Regions from separate parts of the Homo sapiens genome. Here region 1 is linked to region 2. Evidence: read pairs that join two places in POLR2A ChIA-PET (ENCODE). Cell type or tissue: Panc1. All regions are shown on one strand.

Region 1 (4,000 bases), 100 kb before region 2:
TATTTCTGTGTTTATCTCATACTCACACCTGTTCCTCAAGGCTAAGAACTTGTCTAAAATGCTGCATGTTCTCTTTATGTAAGTTTTAATGTTGAAGTAGTAGGATAGTATTCACCTATTTCTATTTGAAGGAAAACCCCAGAGAACATTTTATTTCCTTTGTTATGTTTCTCAAGGTTAAAAGGTTATATAGTAAGGTATAAGATAGTTTCATAGAAAATCAAGGAAATTTGTGGATCTTTAAGGCCATCAGTAATTGTATTTTATCTTATTTTATTTTTGAGACAGAGTCTCCCTCTGGCTTCCACGCTGGAGTGCAGTGGTGCAGTCTTGGCTCACTGCAATCTCCACCTCCCGGATTCAAGCGGTTCTCCTGTCTGAGCCTCCCGAATAACTAGGATTACAGGGGTGCACCACCATTCCCTGCTGATTTTTGTATTTTTAGTAGAGATGGGGTTTCACCATGTTGGCCAGGCTGATCTCGACTTCCTGGCCTCGAGTGATCCACTCGCCTTGGCCTCTCAAAGTGTTGGGATTACAGGCGTGAGCCACTACACTAGGCCTATTTTTACACATTATTTTATAATATAAATATATTTAATGTTACATATTATATAAATATAAATAAATATGTATTCATTATATGTGTCTTTTCAATTTGTTGAGACTTTTTGACAACCTTGAAACTGGTGTATTCATTTTCACTTTTAAGGCATTACAGGCATGAGCCACTGCACCCGGGCCTATTTTTACACATTGTGTTACAGGTGTATTTAATGTTACATATTATATAATTATAAATAAATATGTATTCATTATATATATCTTTTCAATTTATTCTTGTTGGCAACCTTGAAACTAGTGTATTCATTTTCACTTTTCTTTTTTTTTTTTTTGAGACGGAGTTGCTATGTCACCCAGGCTGGAGTGCAGTGCCGCTCTCAGCTCATTGTAACCTCTGCCTCCCAGGTTCAAGTGATTCTCCTGCCTCAGCCTCCTGAGTAGCTGGGATTACAGGTGCCCGCCACCACACCTGGCTAATTTTTGTATTTTTAATAGAAACGGGGTTTCACCATGTTGGCCAGGCTGGTCTCGAACCTGCCTCGGCCTCCCAAAGTGTTGGAATTACAGGCATGAGCCACCACCCAGCATCATTTTTCATTTTTTAAGTATGTTTATTGATTTTTTTTCCTTGGCATTTTGACATTGACAGTAAAGAAGAGATGTAAACAATGTTTTGGGGGCTTTGCCTATTCACCCATATTTGCATTCTGTATCTTAACAAAGATAGTGGTTCTCAGCCACTTTTTTGCCTTTCTACCCAAGGAATACAAAATACTTCCAACAGTAGTAGTGGCTTATTACCACAGAGATTCTCAACAAGACTGGTAGGGAAAGACAGGGAGAAATAATTGTAATTGGCAAAATACCATATGGACTTTGGTTATTTTTGTAATATATAGTATTTTTATCTATAATATTGACCATAAGTTTATAAATATATTCCCTAAATATTCTTTAGTTTGCTAGCAGAACCGAAACCTTTGTCATTCTAATTTTTTTAGCTTTGCTCCAATGTTATAGCTTTGGTTTTTCTAATTTTACTGTTCGGGCTAGTATGTTTGCTTGCATTTATTTATTTATTTATTTATTTATTTATTTATTTATTTATTTATTTTTTGAGACAGAGTCTCGCTCTGTTGCCCAGGCTGGAGTGCAGTGGCACGATCTTGGCTCACTGCAAGCTCCGCCTCCCAGGTTCATGCCATTCTCCTGCCTCAGCCTCCCAAGTAGCTGGGACTACAGGCACCCACCACCACGCCCGGCAAATTTTTTAATATTTTTAGTAGAGACGGGGTTTCACCGTGTTAGCTAGGATGGTCTCGATCTTCTGACCTTGTGATCCGCCCACCTCGGCCTCCCAAAGTGCTGGGATTACAGGCATGAGCCACTGCACCCAGCCTGCTTTTATTTATTAAACGTGTCGGAACAATTTTTTTATATATCAACTTGTTTTGCCATACTAACAAATAATTGTGTTCATTATTTTTGTTTTCTTCTAGTTTGTGCATATATATTGCAGTTTTTACAGAATTATATCAAATAAGTTTTATTTTACTTTTATAGCATTGTATTTTTCCATGTTGTATAACCTTTATGATATTTGATTGTTACTTGATAGTTGAAAAATAAGTATTAAATTTGTTCTAAATGCCTGACAGGAAAATAATAGTTTTCAGTTTATGCCTATTTTGACATTGAATTGAACATCTCTGTGCATTTTTTCTTTTATGAATTGTTTCTATAGGATACTAATCTCAAATGAATTACTAGTCAAAGGATATAAATGTTTCTACAGTTGCCAGATTTTTGCCTCCCCAAAGACTTGAGCGAGTTTACACTGTCAGCAGAGCATGAATGCGTTAGCTTTGCCATACTTTTGTGAACTTGGGAGTTATGATTAATGAAGCGTGATTACCTAATTGGGAATTATTTCTGGGAATAAGTTGTATTATTTAGCAGTTTTAAAATTATTTAGTTGGCCATATCATACTATAGTTATTTATCTACCAGTGATCTATGTGATGTGACAAATATTGTGTATTTCATATTTTCTGACATTTTACTGTCTTTGTTTCTTTTAAAGTTTACCAAAACTTTTGACAGACTGGTAACAATAATTCTTAGATTTCATGCAGTTTTATGTGGTTTGTACACTGAGTATTTTAATGCTAGTTTAAGAGTTAATTTCTGGGCTGGGCATGGTGGCTCATGCCTGTAATCCCACCATTTTGGGAGGCCTAGGCAGGTGGATCACCTGAGGTCAGGAGTTCGAGACCAGCCTGGCCAATGTGAGAAAACACCATCTCTACTAAAAATACAAAAATTAGCTGGGCATGATGGCGGGTGCCTGTAATCTCAGCTACTCGGGAGACTGAGGCAGGAGAATTGCTCGAACCTGGGAGGCAGAGGTTGCAGTGAGCCAAGATCACGCCAGTGCACTCTATCCTGGGCAACAGAGCGAGACGGTGTCTCAAAAAAAAAAAAAAAGAGTTACTTTCTGAACTATACATTTCATAGTTCTGTCTTATGAATGTGTCATTATGATTTATTAAGATTTATAATGACAAATTCATTTCCATGTAGGAAACACTTGGAATAAAGAAAGTGTATATGAGTATATGATAGCCAAATTGACTGAGTTTTGTCCCTGGCACATAGTTAAGTGTGTAATCAATATTTTAGGATAGTTATTAGAAGCCAGATTATCAGGGGTCTACCACTTACTGTGTTATCTTGAGTAAATTATATAACCTCTCTGCCTCAGTTTCCTTCTCTTTAAGGAGAATAATTTAACTCATAGTCTTGCTGTGAGCATTCATGTGATATATATACAATACTTAATACAGTGTCAAGAACTTAATGAGTACTCAGTTTGTGTTGTGGGAATTATTATTGAAGTTCATTCAGAAATAATCTAGCCTAGCCCTCCAGGCATGCTTGTGCTGTAGCTTGAAAGCAGTACAGCAACCATCTACTTGGTAGCTTTGGCAACAAAGTTATTTTTCCCTAAGAATTTATAATTTGTGGAGGAACATGCCACCTTAGAATTTTCGTAAATTCATTTGAGAGAATGTCTCATATTTTTTTGTTCCATATGTACCCCTTCTCAGACATTTTCTGTATCAAATTCCTTCAGTATAGCATATCCTTATTTTAAGATGATAAAATTATGATACTGTGATTTTCATAAAATCCAATTATCTTTGTATTTTTGAGACAAAGTCTTACTCTGTCATGCAGGTTGGAGTGCAGTGATGCGACTAAGTCTCACTGCGGCTTCCACCTCTGGGGCTCGAGAGATCTTCCCACCTAAGCCTCCCAAATAGCTGGGACCACACTCACATGCCACCACACTCAGCTAGTTTTTAAATTTTTGTAGAGATGGGGTCTTGCCGTTGCCCAGGCTGGTCTCAAACTCCCAGGCTCAAGCGATCCT
Region 2 (4,000 bases):
TGCCCTTGCTGTGGGGATAATCAGTGGAGATTTCTAGTCTGCCATCTTGCCCTGCCCCTACTCCCCAAATTTTTAATGTTATTTATTTAGCAGAATTTAAGATGGTAGCATTGTCTATTAGGAGTTTCTCATGAAGCAAATACATTATATGATGTTTATGAGGAAATGAGAAAATTTGTGAATGCCATTATCTTTTTTCTTTTGTGACAGAGTCTCACTCCTTTACCCAGGCTGGACATGATCTCAGCTCACTGCAACCTCCACCTCCCGGGTTCAAGCAATACTCCTGCCTTAGCCTCCTGAGTAGCTGGGATTACAGGCGTGCACCACCATACCTGGCTAATTTTTGTATTTTTAGTAGAGATGGGGTTTCACTATGTTGGCCAGGCTGGTCTCGAACTCCTGACCTCAAGTGATAAAATGCTGGGATTACAGGCTTGAACCACCACTCCCGGCCAATGCCATTATCTTAAACCAACTTTGCATTATCGTTAATACTGTATTACCTATTTTACTGAATGATTTTTTTCTACTAGTTTTTTATCTCTATGTAATTTAAACATGTGGCTAGTTCCTAGGTCCATTTTTAGGAGGTATGCTTATTAAAATTCATTTTCATAGTGTCTAATTAAATAACATCAATTTGAATAAAGTGAGTTAGATAATATAACTATTCTATTGTAATTAATTAGGACATTTAAAAAATAATTCAACAGATAAACATTGACTTCCTCCCATGGCTAAATTATTAGGGAAATACCTTCTACATTACATCTTAAATTATTCAGCTCAGGTGGTGGTTTCTGAGAGCACTTTCAACACCATGAGGTAATATGCTGAATCATAAACAACCACGTCAGCCGCCTACATTAACATACTGCAAACAAGACTCTTCAGATCTTTTTTATGGCATTTAAGTCCAATTCAAATAAAACTTCAATTCTTTATGGACTGGAGTATATCTGTGACAAAGAAACATCAGATAACATTTTAAAAAGAATGTATGCTACCATTGTTATTTTTATTACTATCTGTAGAAGCTTTTATACGTGCCCCAAAAGTAGCTATTTTTGAAAATGAGTTTGATCAATAATTTAAACACTTGCACAAAATATATTGGTATGCCTGTTATAAGTGCATAGGCATGTATAATTTAAAATCACTTACAATTTAAAAGTTTTAGCCTCTTTTTTAAGATTTTCCTCTTGCCAGGTGTGATGACTCACATATGTAATCCCAGCACTATGGTAGGCTAAGGTGGAAGGATGACTTGAGCCTAGGAGTTCAAGACTAGCCTGGGCAACATAGAACCTCTCTCTATAAAAAATAAAAAAAATAGCTGGGCATAGTGGCACATGCCTATTGTGCCAGCAACTCAGGAGGCTGAGATAGGAGGATTGCTTGACCCTGGGAGTTCAAGGCTACGGCAAGCTATGATCATACCACTGCACTCCAGTCTGGGTGACAGAGTGAGACCCTATGTAAGGTAATGGATGTGCTTAGGTCAAGGATAGGCTGAGGTAAACATCCTGTATGACTTAGCAGGATTGGAACGCAGGCGCACAATTCCATGTATAATGTAAACACAGCTATGTACATAACACGGGAAGGTCATCACTGGGCTTTACGCTACTATTGTCTGTAAAAGGTATAATTGCCCTGCTGACACTGTTCAGGCGCTCGTGCCCAGAGAAAGAGAGAGAAAGCCAGAGATGTCTGTCTTGCAGACTGGCAAGAGGGAGCCAGGACACAGCTCGGCTTGCTTACACCCAGAGGGAAAGAGTTAAGCTGGTGACCCTGAAGGCAGAGCGAGCAGGAGAGTGCAGCTGTGTGTGGGAGCGACAAGAACTGCAGAGTTAGAGCAAGCAACAGAGACAGACAGTGTAAGAGAGCTGCTGAATAAAGCTGTATTTCACCTACCTGTGGCTCCCCCCACTTCCTGCTGCTGAGTGTTCTCTCAGCTATCTCCCATTCATCCACCCACTCCCTTTGGACCTCAGCATGGGCTGGAACCTGGACTTGAACCTAACACCCTTTCTCTACAAAAAATTAAAATATAAAATTATAACCAAAACAGGTTAAAAAAAAGTTAGGTATAAAAAGGGGATTAATTCAGCACAGACTTAAAAGACAACTCTATAGGAATAATTTAATATTTGATAAAAAGATAATTTCTTAGAAAATGTCATTTATCCAAGATGACTCTGTAAAAGTTAGAAAACCAAATAGATCTGTAAACAATCAAGAAATGTAATTGGTGATTAAATATCAAAAAACAAAATGAGAGAGACAAGCATCTACTTCTAGAGGCTTTATAGGGAAGTTATTACAAAATCACTTAAAAATAATATATAACTTTACAGAGGATGGGCAGAAAAAAATCTCACCAACTCATTTTATGAGCTTAACACCTAAATCAGACTGAAACATTAACACCCAAACCAGACTATGACAGTTTGGTTATTTTTATTGTTCAGTGGTATTCCACTGTATGGTTATATCACAATATGTATATCCATTCACCCTTGATGAGTATTTAGATGGTAACTAGGTTTTTGATGGCAATGAATAAAGCTGCTATGAGCATTTGAGTAAAAGTTATTGCATGACCATGTTTTTCTGTCTTTTGGGTAAATACCTAGGATTGGGAATCTTAGATCCTATGGCAAGTGTATATTCATAAGAAACTGCCAAACTGTTTTCCAAAGTGTGTGTACCATTTTACATGCCCACCAGCAGTGTGTGAAAATTCTAGTTGTTAAAATTTGACTAAGGATTTTTGCATACATCAGCTCATGAGGGTTATTGCTATGTAGTTTTCTTATAAGGTAGGGGTATCAGGGTAATTCTGGCTTCATAAAATCAGTCAGGAAGTGTTTCCTCCTCTTTGGTTTTTGAGAAAGTTTATGAAGATTTTGCATTATTTCTTCCTTAAATGAGATTCAGGAAGTATTTCTTCCTTAAATGAGATCTCAGAAAATTGTTCTGTGTACTTCTTTCTCCAGCCTTGGGTAGAGTGCTATAGTGTCTCTAATTTACTTTCTAATTGACTTACATTCACAAATCAGTACTCAGCCAAAGAGTCAAGGAGTCTCTCCTGCAGATCTCTGGAGATCCCTCATCTCTAGTGCTAATATACATCACTTTCTGTTTTAGTTTTCTATTTCTGCTGTAGCAAATCACCACAATTTAGTGGATTAAAACAACACAAATTTATTATCTTACAGCCCTGGGGGTCAGATCCAAAATGGGCCTCACTGGACTAAAAGCAAGGTGGCAGCAAGTCTGTGTTCCTTCTGGAGGCTCTGGGGAAGAATCCATTTCCTTGGTTTCTCCAGTTTCTAGAGGCTGCCCACTCCCTTTGCTCATGGTCCCATTTCTCCTTCTTCAAAGCCAGCAGTGTAGCATCTTCAAATCTCCCTGCCCCTCTGCCTCTCTCTTCCATGTATAAAGACAGTGGTGGCTACATTGGCTCACATGGATAATCCAGGATACTCTTCCCTGTCCAGTAGCAAATTTAGGACAGCTGATAAGCAGACTTCATTCTACTTTCAACCTTATTTTTCACGTTGCCAGATAATATCATATTTACAGATTTGGGGGATTCGTATATGAACATCTTTGAGGGCCATTATTCTATCTACTTTACTTCCCCATGCTCTGCTGTGTTTCCCTAGCTCAGGAAACATGGCTCTGTGTTTCCCGGCCCAGTTGCTGCACCCTGGAAACACTGACCTTGAGGCTCGCTTTATGTTTCCCTTCTGTCAGGAGCCACAGCCCAGCAGTGCCTGTTGTCCAACATCTAAAAGACATTATTTTATATGTTTTGTCCAATTTGCTAGTTGTTTAAGGTGGGAGTATCAATCATGTTCCTCTTACTCCATATTTTCCCAAAGTGGAAGTCAACATACCATGTATTGGGTTGTATAAGAGAATCTCCTTATTCTTAGGATATTCATGATGAAATGTTTGGGTTAAAGTATTATTATGTCCCTAAATT

Evidence for each region. Peaks named below come from ENCODE experiments on the same cell type or tissue, not always from the same donor. Only the 100,000 strongest peaks of a DNase experiment are listed, where the experiment ranks them.
Region 1: POLR2A ChIA-PET joins it to region 2 with 5 read pairs; 2 of 35 experiments call an interaction of 5 or more read pairs at or near these places.

What each region holds. Positions count from the first base shown.
Region 1 is chr2:175,160,815-175,164,814 of GRCh38, reverse strand. The region is part of intron 1 of ATF2 (activating transcription factor 2); the gene reads left to right. Among named protein-coding and RNA genes, the nearest start is that of MIR933, 4.9 kb to the left of the region's middle. In Panc1, no CTCF peak of the experiment used is centred here; no DNase peak of the experiment used is centred here.
Region 2 is chr2:175,060,765-175,064,764 of GRCh38, reverse strand. No RefSeq gene overlaps it. Among named protein-coding and RNA genes, the nearest start is that of CHN1, 57 kb to the right of the region's middle. In Panc1, no CTCF peak of the experiment used is centred here; DNase peaks (open chromatin) are centred at 834 and 1,574; H3K27ac peaks cover 390 bases.